3 separate regions of the Homo sapiens genome follow, and regions 2 and 3 are each linked to region 1. The links are chromatin contacts, found by POLR2A ChIA-PET in ENCODE. All regions are on one chromosome and are shown on one strand. Each heading gives the region's core, a stretch centred on a gene start or an enhancer-like site at or near the end of the contact. The rest is flanking DNA. Distances are from core to core; before and after follow the strand shown.

Region 1 (4,728 bases), core at 1,286-3,785:
ACATGGTGAAACCCTGTCTCTAATAAAAATACAAAAATTAGCCAGGTGTGGTAGCCCACGCCTATAGTCCCAGCTACTCAGGGGACTGAGGCAGGAGAATCGCTCAAGAACCTGGGAGGTGGAGGTTGCAGTGAGCCGAGATCTTGCCACTGCACTCCAGCCTGGGCAACAGAGCAAGACTCTGTCTCAAAAAATAAATAAATAAATAAAATAAAGGAGATTAGGACATAGATGCACAGAGAGGAAAGACAGCATCCATCTACAAGCCAAGGAGAGAGGGAGGCAGGCCTTAGAAGAAATCAGCCATGTCAAGACCTTTACCTTGGGCCTCTAGCCGCCAGAATTACGACAATGTATGTAGTTATAGCAGCCCTAGCAATACACTGTGTGATCTTGAATAAATTAAATTTTTCTAAAGCTCAGTTTCCTCAACTATAAATGGAGATAATAACATATGCCTCATGAGGTTGTTGTGAGAATTAAATAATGTATGTAAAGCTCATAGCATAGTAAGAACTAAATAAATTCTGGCTATTATTCTTATGAAGATTAAATGAGGTTATGCATGTAAAGCATTAGCTCAGCCTCTAGTACACAAGAAAGTTCTACTAAGTATTAGCTATTTTTAATAAATTTTCATTTCATAAAGGCTTATATTTTTCCTATCTCCAAAGTATTTCCTTTTAGACCTAGTCTAATTTATTTGTGTCATAATTAAGTCAGATGTAACAGGCTTTGTACCGCTGAAACAGGTTAAGCAATCCTATCCAACAACATTTATTGAGCACTTACATTTTGTTAGATTTATTTCCAACTACTTGATATGCTTTGGTGTTATTGTAAATGCTACCTTATCCAAAAATTTTATTTATAGTTGTTTGAAGCTCTTTTATAAGCATGGAATTTATTTTCACACGCTATTTTCTATCAGTCTTGCTAGGCTTTGTATTAAGGTAAAATTTTTATCCTGTAGTTTCTTCTAGCTTTTAAAATATTCATAATCAAATTACATGCAAATAATGAGATTTTGGGTTTTTTCTTTCTAAACTTTACATCTTTTGATGAACAAAAATTAAAATGTATCAATTTTTTTTTCTTTGTTTTTTTCAGACGGAGTCTCACTCTGTCACCCAGGCTGGAGTTCAGTGGCGGGATCTCGGCTCACTGCAACCTCCGCCTCCCGGGTTCAAGCGACTCTCGTGCCTCAGCCTCCCAAGTAGCTGGGATTACAGGCGCCCGCGACCACGCCTGGCTAATTTTTCACTTTTTTTTTTTTTTTTTTTGTAATAGAGACGAGGTTTCGCTATTTTGCTCAGGTTGCTCTATAACAGATACTATGCTATCCTAACAATATGTTTCTAAATGATATTAGTGCCAAAACCAGGATTACCCAGTGATTTTGTTAATACAGGCTTATTGAATCGGAGGGTCTGGGGTGGGGAATTTGCTTAAGTATGCAGTCCCCATACTCGGTGATTCTCATGAAGCCAAACATTTGGGCGCCCCTCACCTGATGTCACCAAGAACCAGAAGACCAATTAGAATTTTCGTGGGCTTCCTGCCCCATGGTTCCCTCTGTTCCCAAAGGGTTTCTGCAGTTTCACGGAGCTTTTCACATTCCACTCGGTTTTTTTTTTTTTGAGACTCGCTCTGTCGCCCAGGCTGGAATGCAGTGGCGCGATCTCGGCTCACTGCAAGCTCCGCCTCCCGGGTTCACGCCATTCTGCTTCAGCCTCCCAAGTAGCTGGGATTATAGGCGCCCGCCACCACGCCCGGCTAATGGCTAATTTTTTGTATTTTTTTTTTTTAGTAGAGATGGGGGGGGGTTTCACCGTGTTAGCCTGGATGGTCTCGACCTCCTGACCTTGTGATCCGCCCGCCTCGGCCTCCCAAAGTGCTGGGATTATAGGCGTGAACCACCGCGCCCGGCCCGGTTTCGTTTTGTTTTTTTTTTTTTTTTTTTTTTCCAAAAATGGGCGGAGGAGAGTAGTCTGAATTGGGTTATGAGGTCCCCTGCGGGGTACCTCACCTCAGCCATTGAACTCACTTCGCTGGCCGTGAGTCTGTTCCAAGCTCCGGCAAAGGAGGCATCCGCCGGGCCCCTCCCCGAAGGGCGGGGTCCACGGCATCTCCTGCCCAGTCTGACCTCGCGCGGAGCCCCGTTCTCTGGGAACTCACCTCCCCGAAGCTCAGGGAGAGCCCTGTTAGGGCCGCCTCTGGCCCTAGTCTCAGACCTTCCCAAGGGACATGGGAGTGGAGTGACAGGACGCACTCAGCTCGTGGCCCCACTGATGAGCTTCCCTCCGCCCTATGGGAAAAAGTGGTCTCATACAGAACTTATAAGATTCCCAAATCCAAAGACATTTCACGTTTATGGTGATTTCCCAGAACACATAGCGACATGCAAATATTGCAGGGCGCCACTCCCCTGTCCCTCACAGCCATCTTCCTGCCAGGGCGCACGCGCGCTGGGTGTTCCCGCCTAGTGACACTGGGCCCGCGATTCCTTGGAGCGGGTTGATGACGTCAGCGTTCGAATTCCATGGCGGCGCGGCGGCGACGGAGCACCGGCGGCGGCAGGGCGAGAGGTTCGGAGCTCAATATCGCGGGACGGCATGCGGGGGGCGGGCAGTCAGAAAGGAACGATGCCACCTACTGTGACCCCCTTCCCCTTCCAGCTCCCTATAACCTGCACTTGGCTACCAAACCAGTTGGGGTGCTAAATTTTGTAAATTTCGGTTTTCAGAGCTTTGGGGATTACATAATTGTGCATAAAGCCTTGCGGAGCTGTAACAACTAATGTGCCAGTACTGTTGTTAATACCTAATGTCATCCAATTTACAAAAAGTAATTGTAAGGCACACCATTATTTTATACACAACAAAGGATAAGCACTGAAAATGGTGAACTGTGATTCACTGCTTATGTCATCCATTGTAAGATGCATCCCAGTTCCAGAGAGTAAAATGCGAGTCTTAGACCTATTGAGATACGGTATTATGTGTATAATGTTCTTAAATGCATAGGTGCACCCTATAAATTAGGTTCTATTGTACTTCTCTAGAAGTACAGTATTGTACAATATTCTAATATTGGAGTAAGTGAAGTAGGAAGAGATCAAATACTTCTCCAAGTTTCCACAGAGAAAAGCAGCAGAGCTAGGCTCTAAATTAGGCACAGACCCTTGAGCACTTAACTAACCTTTATCCCATACGGCCTCATGTATGAGGTGGGTATTTGGGGGACATTGGGACACAAGTAAAACAGATAAGCAGGCCTCAATCTATGAGCTTACAAGACTCCTGGGACTCCCTTTTATTTTGTTTTATTTCATTTGGCTAGAATAGCAATTTAGGAAGAATTACACAGACTGTTACACAAAAGTAGTGTGGGACAGTTGTTATTGCCTCTGTAAACTTAGAAAATTATCTTAAACCGGCGGGGTGAGGTGGCTCACGCCTGTAATCCCTTGGGAGGCCGAGGAGGGCAGATCACTTGAGGTCACGAGTTCGAGACCAGCCTGGCCAACATGGTGAAACCCTGTCTCTACTAAAAATACAAAAATTAACTGGGCATGGTGGTGCACGCCTGTAATCCCAGCTACTCAGGAGGCTGAGGCACGAGAATCACTTGAACCCAGGAGGCGGAGGTTGCAGTGAGCCAAGATCGCACCACTGCAGTCCAGCCTGGGCGAGAGAGTGAGACTCCACCTCAAAACAAAAAAAGAGAGAAAATTATCTTAAACCATTTCTTTAAAAGATTTTTTTCAATCTTTAAAATCTACACGTATTCGGGTGTGTACTCATTCTTTGCTAATTTCCAAATTCTGTAGCATTAAATGAAAGCAAAAGAGTTAATAATGGCAACACGGCTCCAGAAGACTCTTCCCCTGCCAAGAAAACTCGTAGATGCCAGAGACAGGAGTCGAAAAAGATGCCTGTGGCTGGAGGAAAAGCTAATAAGGACAGGACAGAAGACAAGCAAGATGGTATGCCAGGAAGGTCATGGGCCAGCAAAAGGGTCTCTGGTAGGAGTGGATCTGGGGATGATATCTTGTTATTTCAACTCCTATTTCGTCCTTCTTTCAGGGAATAATTAATTTCTCTATCCTTTGGGCATACCACAGCACTAATCTACTGCCTTGAATCTTCATTTTCATGTATTTGAGATGGATTGGGGTCTAAGGAAAGACCAGGATTGGTTGGGCGGGCAAAGTTAATCCTGACAAGTTTCTGTTTTACCACAACAGCTGTTTTTGATTCCCATAAAGTAGTACCTATCTGTCTTTCCTCAGAATCTGTGAAGGCCTTGCTGTTAAAGGGCAAAGCTCCTGTGGACCCAGAGTGTACAGCCAAGGTGGGGAAGGTAAGAGACTCTGGAACCGATCTTCAGTCCATGGATATCTCAGAGAGCATCCTTTGTTATAAGGACTCCTGTCTGGGATGCTGTTAGTACTCATTTTAGGAATCCTCTCCAAAATATGATGAGTGAGTAGTTTTCTCTAATGGCAAGAGATAGGAGTGGTAGGGCTTGGGGTTAATAATCAGGGTGTTTTTTAACATGGTGTGTTAGACCATTCTTGCATTGCTGTAAAGAAATACCTGAGACTAGGTATTTTATAAGAAAAGAGGTTCCTAGAGGCTGTACAGGAAGCATAGCAGTATCTGCTCCTCAGGAGACCTTAGGAAACTTTTACTCATGGCAGAAGGTGAAGCGGGAATAGGCACG
Region 2 (4,728 bases), core at 1,318-3,817, about 85 Mb after region 1:
GACCCGCGCCCCTCTGCGCAGCATGACGGGAAGCCGTTCTGCCACAAGCCGTGCTACGCCACCCTGTTCGGACCCAAAGGTGAGCTCCGGCTGCCCTCGGCCTGCCCTGGGACCTGCTGGGAGGGGCGTGGCGCTGGCGCTGGGGAGGGCTGGGGGTCCCGGCCGCCGTGGATCCCCGCCCAGAGTCCCTGCCACCCTGGAAAGCCTAGTGCCCCCCAGTCCCCAGCGGGCCGTTTTCTGAGATGCCCGGTGGCCGCGGCCCCCACCCCACGTACCCCCGCCCCACGTACCCCCACCCGCAGGCGTGAACATCGGGGGCGCGGGCTCCTACATCTACGAGAAGCCCCTGGCGGAGGGGCCGCAGGTCACCGGCCCCATCGAGGTCCCCGCGGCCCGAGCAGAGGAGCGGAAGGCGAGCGGCCCCCCGAAGGGGCCCAGCAGAGGTGGGCTGGGCGCGGGCTGGGGCTGGGGGTTGTGGGCACGCGCGGGCTGGGGCTGGGGGTTGTGGGCACCCCCGGCCCCGCCCCGCCCTGACTCGTGCGCCCCACAGCCTCCAGTGTCACCACTTTCACCGGGGAGCCCAACACGTGCCCGCGCTGCAGCAAGAAGGTGTACTTCGGTGAGTGCGCGCCCGGGCCCCGGACCCCCGCCCCCGCCCCCGCCCCGGGGCTCGGCCTCACTCCTCCCCCTTTCCAGCTGAGAAGGTGACGTCTCTGGGCAAGGATTGGCACCGGCCCTGCCTGCGCTGCGAGCGCTGCGGGAAGACACTGACCCCCGGCGGGCACGCGGAGGTGAGGGGAGTGCAACGGGGCTTGGGGGCCGGGCAGGGGCGCGGGGTCGGGGGGATGAGGGTGAGAGGCGCGCCTAGAGGGGATGGGGGGTGGTGCTTCTGGGAGCTGCGCTGCCCTCTCCCCCACGGCGAGCCGGCCTGCACGTTCTGGAAGCCTCCAGGTGATGGGTCGGGGGAGTCTGTGGACTCCTCCCTCAGCACCCACCTTCTGCCCCAGCACGACGGCCAGCCCTACTGCCACAAGCCCTGCTATGGAATCCTCTTCGGACCCAAGGGTGAGTGTAGCCAGGGTGGTCCACGATGTCTTCCCTGCCCTCCCCTTCCCTCCACTGTTCCCCCGACCCACCCCAGCGGCCTCCCTCCACAGGAGTGAACACCGGTGCGGTGGGCAGCTACATCTATGACCGGGACCCCGAAGGCAAGGTCCAGCCCTAGGCTACAGCGGCTCTCATGATGTGGGCTCACCTGCGCCCCAGACCCTGCAGGGGCCCCCCTGCTTGGCTCTGCTGGGAGAGTGCTCAGCCGCCCAGTCCTGCCTGCAAGCCCAGGGCGAGTATTGGAGGAGGGGCAGCCACGGGCAGAGCACCATGCCCATCCCCGAGTCTCTGGTGTGTCTGCCCCCTCTGGCATCCTCTGGGCGTCCCATGATCCCTTCTGTGTCTGCGTGTCCGAATCCCCGTGTGACCCTGTCCCAGCATTTTCCCGCCGACCCTGCGTGTCCCCGTGGCGCTGTCCGCTCTCCCTCTCCTGCTGCCCACCCACCTGCCAGTGTTATTTATGCTCCCTTCGTGGGTGATGGCCACGCCCTCACCATGTCCCTGGCAGAGGGCTTCCCTCCGGGATCCCCTGCCTGGTGCCCACACTGCCTCGCAAGCGCTCGCCACCCTCACGTGGCTCACCTGCTGTTGAGCCTTGTGCTGTCAATAAACGGTTTGAGGATTGCAGGATTGTCTCTGCTTGTGGGATGGATGCAAATCCCAGACCAGGGTCCCTTTCTCCGGTCCATGCGTGCTCCCAGCCAACACCCCTGGGCCTGGCTGCTAGTGGGGGTGGGCTCTTCTCCTGGGGGTCATAGTGGGAGGTGGGGCCCTGGGATGTTTCTGAGCAGGAGGGAGGGATGGGGGCGGGGAGCGTGGTCTCCGGTTTGGGTGGTGGTGCCCACCCAGATGGGGAGGCAGTAAGAACGCCAGGCTGTGGGGAGGTAAGGAAGGTGGGAGGCATTCCGGGGCCAGGGTCCTGGCCAGGGTCAGGTGAGGGTGGGGTCCATGGAGGACAGAGCCTTGGAGAAAAGTTGAACCTAGAACCCTGAAAATACCAACAGCAGGCCTGAGAACCCGGAGCTGCCTGGGTGTGTGGACCCTGGCAAGCGCAGGAGGGGTCCGCCCTGAGAGCAGAGTGTGGCTGAGGAGGGAAGGGGGCCGGGGACCAGAGGAGGGGTCCTGGGCAGAGAATGGGGAAGCCGGCGAAGGTCGGGTGGGACAGAGGTCTCTGGCAGCCCCAGACTGGACTGGGATGCGCAGGAGGGTTTGGGGGCTCTGGTCAGAGCAAGGACTGGAGAGGCTCAGCGTGGCTGTTTCCAGCTTTTGTCCATAGGGTGATGGACAGGCTTTTGTGGACAGGCCTGCCTTGGGTGTGGCCCAGGGACAGAATCCCTGCCCAAGTGTTCTGGTGAAGGTTTTAGTGATGACCGACTCGCCCCTGGCGTCTTCATGGTCCAGGCTCTGCCCTTTCAGCCAGGGGCGCTGGCGGCTCCAAGGAGCTCTCCCCTCCCCCGCGCCCCGCCTTTGCTGTGCGCCACTCCTCGGGTGCCCACTAGAGGGCGCACTGTCCCATTCTGGCAGCACAGAGCAGAAACGTGGAGACCTTCCCCAGTGGCTGAGCCCTGTCCTGGCGCCATCTGGACTTCCCACCTTGGTTTATGCTCCTCTGCTCCTGGCACCACACCGAAGTTGCCTTGGCCCTTCCTTCAGTGAGGGGCACTCAGACCTGGCCACCTCCAGGCCCCTGTCCCCAGTGCTACAGGGTGGCCGGGGCTTTACGCCTCTTCCCTGCTCCCAGCCGTTGGCACAGCTCCCTGCCTGGCCACCCTCCAGCCCATGGGCTCAGACGGAGCTGAGCCTGGATGCTGAGCCCATTGTCCCGAGAGCAGCCATCCATGTCCTGGCGGGGCCTGGGCTGGCTCCGGGGTCCAGCCGTACCACAGCTGCCCTCCAGCCAGGCACCCAGTGCGGTCTCCTCCCACCTGGAATTCAGCCAAAACCCCCGGGGCCTGACGTTGCGGAAGGGACGGCCAGTCCCCAACCCCAGGCAGAGGGGAGGATCAGGCAGGTTCCAGACCCCTGCTCACAGGAGAGGCTGGGATGGTTCCCCTTCTCATCCCCTCCTGCCAGGCCCAGGCTTCCTTGTGTGTGTTGGGGGGTTGTTTCGGGAGAACTGAGAATTTCCGGAGTGCCCGTCTCCGCCCTTGCTGCGGGCTCCCAGGGTTGCATGGGAAATTCCTGCTTTCAGCTTGGCGGGGCGGGGGGCGGGGGGGGGACTGGAGGGCTCAGCTGGACCCCCCTCCCTTGGGAGCCTCCAGTGGAAACTATGTCGTGAGGAGAGTGGTGGGTGGTGTGCCCTTCTCTAAAACCTGGGCGGCGGTGGGGGATTTGTGTGCCAGAAGACCTTCCAGGGTCGGTTGCGGGGATGATGTGGGTAAGGGGTCTCCTCCAGAGATCAGCCCCTGACCCCGCCAGGGACAGCAGCACCCCCGACCCCAGGTCTGGCTGGGGCAGGACCATTTCCTGCGGGGCCGGTTTGAGGATGACGCCTGCCTGCCGTGTTTGTTTCCAAGTCATTGTCATGGAAACCGGGGCGGTTGTTGCTACTGTTTGTCTGGACTGCGTCGCTAGGCGGTGTTGCTGGGGTTGGCTGGGTGCCCACGGCACTAACAGGGCTCGCTTGGTGTCTCCAGCTCCAGGAAGCTATGCCCTCCCAGCCGCCTGCCAGCCAGGTGCTCCCTTGGGTGCCCACAGACCCAGATATCCCCTAAAAGGGAGGGGAATCTGGAATGGGCTCTTCTGCCTTTGGGCGTGCCTGCTTCTCTGTCCCTGCCTTGGGGGCTGCTCTGCCCTCAACCTTCACTCTCTTCTACTTGGACCTATGCCTGGCCAGTGAGGCGGCTCTGAAATGCTATCTGCTCCATCCCTCCCCTTCAGAACCCCTGGGAACCAAGTCCAGGGATCCACAAGGCCCTGGTGCCCCATGGGGCTAAGCTCACACCCCGGCGCTCTGTTGAACCGAGCTGTGCCGCTCCCCGTCTGTACCCCCACTGTCCAGTCTTCCCGTGTCTCCTGGCCAGGTCCCTCCAAGGTATCCCCCACTCCAACCTGGGCTGGTGGGGCCCTCACTGGTGCCCCCAGCCAGGCATCTTTGTGGGGCCAGCTCAGCCTGCAGCTACCCCTGTCTCCACTTCTTCTGGCCCCTGCCCGGGACCCCCAGCACCCTTCCTCCAGGCCCTGCCCAGCCAGTGACCGCAGCATCGGCCCTGGGTACCCCTGCTCCCAGGGTCTTCCCTAATTCCTGGACCCCTTCGGACTCCACACAGCTGGGACTAGCGCCCCTGACCCTGACCCTCCACAGGACTTGGTGGGGCACACCTCCCTCCCGGCCCTGGGTCCAGCTTATTGGGGGCCGGCGGTAGCCTGAGAGGTGGATGTGAGGAAATCACCCAGTGCCGTGGGCCCCTAGCTCTGGACCGTGGAGGGCTGGGCACAGGCAAGGGCAGGCTGGAGGACCAGGACGGCCAGGTATGGGCAGCACTTTTCCCAGCGCCTGATGGGCTTCCGGTGGGGATGTGGGGTCCAGCTGCCAGGCGGGGAGGCTGGAATTCCAGCCTCTGGAATTCCTGGGCTATGGCTGTAGGATGCTGGGTACTAGGCCCAGCCTCAAGAGAGGGG
Region 3 (4,728 bases), core at 644-3,143, about 29 Mb after region 1:
TCTATGGCTTCACCATTTTCTCTTCAAAATTGAAGAAAAATATCCCAAAGTTTAGAACTGGATCACTTGGCCCTTTCTCTTCTTATCTCCTCCCAGTTCAAAATGCTTGCATCTCTTAATGGCCAGCATCCTCTTGGATCTGCAGTTAGGCTCAACACATTCCAGCCTTAGCACAATCTTCTTTGTGGTCTTAGCCTTCTTCCGGAAAATTGGCTTTGTCTGCCCACCATAGCCACTCTGCTTCCGATCATAGCGCCTCCTTCCCTGGGCATACAAAGAATCCTTGCCCTTCTTATACTGTGTCACTTTGTGAGGCTGATGCTTGCCACACTTCTTACAGAAGGTTCTTCGGGTTTTAGGTACGTTGACCATCTTTGCAGCAGGGCTGTTTTGTCTATATGATGAAAACTGTAGTAAAATATTTAAAATAAGATAGCAGACGTTAAACATTCCGAAAAGTGAAAGTGCTATACAAGTATATACAGGAAAACCGTACACATAAATGAGTAATATATAAATCCACCACGTACTCTTTTTCCATATGAATAAACGCACATACAAGTACATACCTTTTTGAAACACTTCGTTTAAATTACTGGAGGACTAATTTGTCGACCTAAAGAACTGAGGCAAGGCCGAGCACGGTGGCTCATGCTTGTAATCCCAGCACTTTGGGAGGCCGAGAAGGGCGGATCACCTGAGGTCCGGAGTTCGAGACCAGCCTGACCAACATGGAGAAACCCCGTCTCTACTAAAAATACAAAATTAGCCTGGCGTGGTGGTGGTGCATACCTGTAAGGAGAATCGCTTGGGCGGGGTGGGGAGGGGCGGAGGTTGCCGTGAGCCGAGATCGCACCATTGCACTCCAGCCTGGGCAACAACAGCGGAATTACGTCTCAAAAAAAAAAAAGAACTGAGGCACAATTCATATAAGTAGAATGTTTATTTGGGGCAAGTTTGAGGATTGCAACCCAGAGCACAGATTCAAAATGCCCTGAGTAGCAGCAGTTGCAAGTGGGTTTTTAGAGGAAAAAATGGCAGTTCCTAAATTGTCTACCAAGAATTTACATTAAAATAACACAAGCGATTGATTGGCTATACATCATTCTTTTCATGACAAATTCCAGGAACGCGGACATAATGGGTGAAGCAGCTAGTCAGGAATAAAATGCCAGGCATTAAGTGGGGAGGTGTCTGAAGTCCCATACTGCTGTCTCTCTGGGCCCGGCAAATTTTGCACATCTCAAATAATTAACAATGCTCCGAGCCATTCTTCTTTTCTCATATAGAACAAGACTCACGAAAACCGACAGCAGCAGCTTTAGGAGGCCCAATACAGTCCGTTTTCCGTACGAAATGAGTTTAATTTATTGTGACTGCTCCAAAAGAAAAGTGCGGTTCATCTAATTTTCTTCCGAAAAGGAAGTTAAGGACCAGAGTTTCTTTGACCCCCTTCCCCCCACCCACCTCCTCCATTTTCCAGCTCTAGAGAATGGCTGGGGCAGCGCGCGACGTTGTAGCTACGGTTACGACCCGCCCCGTTCCTTCTACGAGAACCACATCAGCGTAGTATCACTTTTCCCCTCCGAAGCACAGTCACCCGTCAGCAGCCTCGAGGGCTGACGTGTCCTTATCAAGCCGGCGCGCCCCGCGATTCTATAGCCGCCATGCCTGAGACCTTTTTCCTGAAGGGAGAAGCCTGCTCTCGAACTAAGGCCGGCGAGGGCCATAGGTCTCGCCTTCCCTTTCCTAAGAAGGCCTAGTCCTACCCAGGATTCTGAGCAAGGGAGGCTCCTATTGGAGCCGCTACAGCCTCGTTCTTAGCTTACCGAGAAACAGCGCCCGACACCTGGCCCTTCGCAGCTCTCGCCTTTCGCAGCTCTCGCCTAACAGGAAAGGGAAGAAACAGGCGGAAGTGGGAACTGCACCTGAGCGACAGTACTGCAAACCAATAGGCAGCCGGCCACGGCGGTCAGGCGCCTTCGGTCGCGTCTGGAAAGCACCAACCAACGGTCTAAGGGGCGGGCCGGAGGGGTGTGGGCCGGAGGGCCGCGGTGTGCCGCGGGGCAGTTGCGGGTTGTCATAACGGTCCCCGCCGGAGTGAGGCGAGGCCGCGTCGCTCAGTTCTGGCCGTCTAGGGCCCCTGTAAGGATGAGAGCGCAGAGGACGCAGGGCCGCTGGAGGCGCAGGTAACGAAGCTAGGGTGCGGTTGGGACCGCGGCTGAGCTTTTTCCGGGACCCGTGGTGCTGAATGGAGAGGACGGAGACGAAGCCGAGCCGCGGCTCCTAGCGGCGGCGCCGATGCTCGAGCTGTAGCTGCCAGGCGAGGATGTGTGGAGCGCAGGCGGCGCGGGGTAAATGAGAGGTCTCGGGCCCCAGGACCCCCGGGGCCCGGGATGAGTTAGCGAGGGCAGCCGCGGGGGCCAGTTCCGACCGTGACAGGCCAAGGCGACGGCCGCCGCCCGCCCGCCCCTTCCGTGCAGAAGCAGCTGCTCCTTTCCGCGCCCGCCCGCCTGCGCTCCCGGCCCTGGAGACCATGAGGTTCCGCATCTACAAACGGAAGGTGCTAATCCTGACGCTCGTGGTGGCCGCCTGCGGCTTCGTCCTCTGGAGCAGCAATGGGCGACAAAGGAAGAACGAGGCCCTCGCCCCACCGTTGCTGGACGCCGAACCCGCGCGGGGTGCCGGCGGCCGCGGTGGGGACCACCCCTCTGTGGCTGTGGGCATCCGCAGGGTCTCCAACGTGTCGGCGGCTTCCCTGGTCCCGGCGGTCCCCCAGCCCGAGGCGGACAACCTGACGCTGCGGTACCGGTCCCTGGTGTACCAGCTGAACTTTGATCAGACCCTGAGGAATGTAGATAAGGCTGGCACCTGGGCCCCCCGGGAGCTGGTGCTGGTGGTCCAGGTGCATAACCGGCCCGAATACCTCAGACTGCTGCTGGACTCACTTCGAAAAGCCCAGGGAATTGACAACGTCCTCGTCATCTTTAGCCATGACTTCTGGTCGACCGAGATCAATCAGCTGATCGCCGGGGTGAATTTCTGTCCGGTTCTGCAGGTGTTCTTTCCTTTCAGCATTCAGTTGTACCCTAACGAGTTTCCAGGTAGTGACCCTAGAGATTGTCCCAGAGACCTGCCGAAGAATGCCGCTTTGAAATTGGGGTGCATCAATGCTGAGTATCCCGACTCCTTCGGCCATTATAGAGAGGCCAAATTCTCCCAGACCAAACATCACTGGTGGTGGAAGCTGCATTTTGTGTGGGAAAGAGTGAAAATTCTTCGAGATTATGCTGGCCTTATACTTTTCCTAGAAGAGGATCACTACTTAGCCCCAGACTTTTACCATGTCTTCAAAAAGATGTGGAAACTGAAGCAGCAAGAGTGCCCTGAATGTGATGTTCTCTCCCTGGGGACCTATAGTGCCAGTCGCAGTTTCTATGGCATGGCTGACAAGGTAGATGTGAAAACTTGGAAATCCACAGAGCACAATATGGGTCTAGCCTTGACCCGGAATGCCTATCAGAAGCTGATCGAGTGCACAGACACTTTCTGTACTTATGATGATTATAACTGGGACTGGACTCTTCAATACTTGACTGTATCTTGTCTTCCAAAATTCTGGAAAGTGCTGGTTCCTCAAATTCCTAGGATCTTTCATGCTGGAGACTGTGGTATGCATCACAAGAAAACCTGTAGACCATCCACTCAGAGTGCCCAAATTGAGTCACTCTTAAATAATAACAAACAATACATGTTTCCAGAAACTCTAACTATCAGTGAAAAGTTTACTGTGGTAGCCATTTCCCCACCTAGAAAAAATGGAGGGTGGGGAGATATTAGGGACCATGAACTCTGTAAAAGTTATAGAAGACTGCAGTGAAAATCACAGTTACAAAAGCGACAGTCTTCTATTTTTGATATTTGTCCAAACAGGACATACAATTGAATAAAAGAGTTTAGGAACTGGTTTCTGCTTTAATACAAAAACAAAATCTTGTAAAAGGTGTCCAAATACATAGTAATCTTTTCCAGTTATGTCTGATTAAGATTTAAAACTGAAGGTTTCATTTTGGGAGTAGGGTTTTAAAGCTCAATCTGTTATCTGCTAAAATTGATTATTGTTGATATGAGAGAAGAGGGGAAATTTTATTTAAATTGCATTTATTAATCTTTTTATCTGAAACTTTGTACACTTTTCCACTTTCAAAACCTATTTTAAGTACAGCAAAATTTATTTAAAACTGTCATAGCAGTAAAAAGTATTACGATGAAATTGTTAGGGTATTAATGGAACAAACCCAGTTTCACTCTCTTGACACACTTATTAGGAAGGGATTGCTTCACTGGTTTAATAATTTAAAAGTTATGTTTGTTAAACACCCTGTCAGAACAGTCATTTTCAGTATTAGATTCCTGTACTATTGTGTTTTGAGTGTGTTTTGGAACCTTCATAGAACACACTTTCTTTTGGAATGTATTTGATTGATAAGAAAGTTTAAACATTGTTTTCACCTCAATGTAGAAATACAGTGGTTTTGTTTTTTTTTTTCTTTTAGTGCTGACAAAATAAAATACTCATTTTTGCATAAAAAGGTTCCTAATCCTTTTGCAGAATAAGTTTTGTTTACTCTTTATACCAAAATTCAGTGAAGGCATTCTACAAGTTTTGAGTTAGCATTACATTTTAATATTTACTATTGCTACATTGTATAATTGAGTTTGAAATAA

The links. ChIA-PET counts read pairs that join two places held with the same protein, here RNA polymerase II (POLR2A).
Region 2: POLR2A ChIA-PET joins it to region 1 with 22 read pairs in WTC11. The contact joins the enhancer-like site here to the promoter of PARP2 in region 1. POLR2A ChIA-PET finds 5 or more read pairs at or near these places in 2 of 52 experiments (A549 and WTC11).
Region 3: POLR2A ChIA-PET joins it to region 1 with 13 read pairs in PC-3. The contact joins the promoter of RPL36AL here to the promoter of PARP2 in region 1. POLR2A ChIA-PET finds 5 or more read pairs at or near these places in 2 of 52 experiments (A549 and PC-3).

The regions. Positions count from the first base shown.
Region 1 is chr14:20,341,100-20,345,827 of GRCh38, forward strand. It overlaps PARP2 (poly(ADP-ribose) polymerase 2), which reads left to right and starts at 2,536. Exons shown (of 16, transcript NM_001042618.2): 1 at 2,536-2,588; 2 at 3,833-3,988; 3 at 4,295-4,365. The coding sequence starts at 2,543. It also overlaps RPPH1. RefSeq lists enhancers at 1,419-1,518, 2,449-2,618.
Region 2 is chr14:105,478,429-105,483,156 of GRCh38, forward strand. It overlaps CRIP2 (cysteine rich protein 2), which reads left to right. Exons shown (of 8, transcript NM_001312.4): 3 at 22-79; 4 at 303-443; 5 at 551-619; 6 at 697-791; 7 at 1,008-1,065; 8 at 1,158-1,734. The coding sequence ends at 1,225. Among named protein-coding and RNA genes, the nearest start is that of CRIP2, 6.0 kb to the left of the region's middle. RefSeq lists enhancers at 2,389-3,110, 2,779-2,888, 3,669-3,988 and a silencer at 2,499-2,648. Within about 2 kb of position 2,568, at least 38 of the 41 ENCODE cell types and tissues checked have a DNase peak (open chromatin) inside an H3K27ac peak, as active enhancers do.
Region 3 is chr14:49,618,733-49,623,460 of GRCh38, forward strand. It overlaps RPL36AL (ribosomal protein L36a like), which reads right to left and starts at 1,894. Exons shown (of 2, transcript NM_001001.5): 1 at 1,830-1,894; 2 at 1-408. The coding sequence starts at 372. The coding sequence ends at 52. MGAT2 (alpha-1,6-mannosyl-glycoprotein 2-beta-N-acetylglucosaminyltransferase) reads left to right here and starts at 2,067. Exons shown (of 1, transcript NM_002408.4): 1 at 2,067-4,728. The coding sequence starts at 2,537. The coding sequence ends at 3,880. RefSeq lists enhancers at 1,669-1,778, 2,167-2,717 and silencers at 1,939-2,148, 2,449-2,558.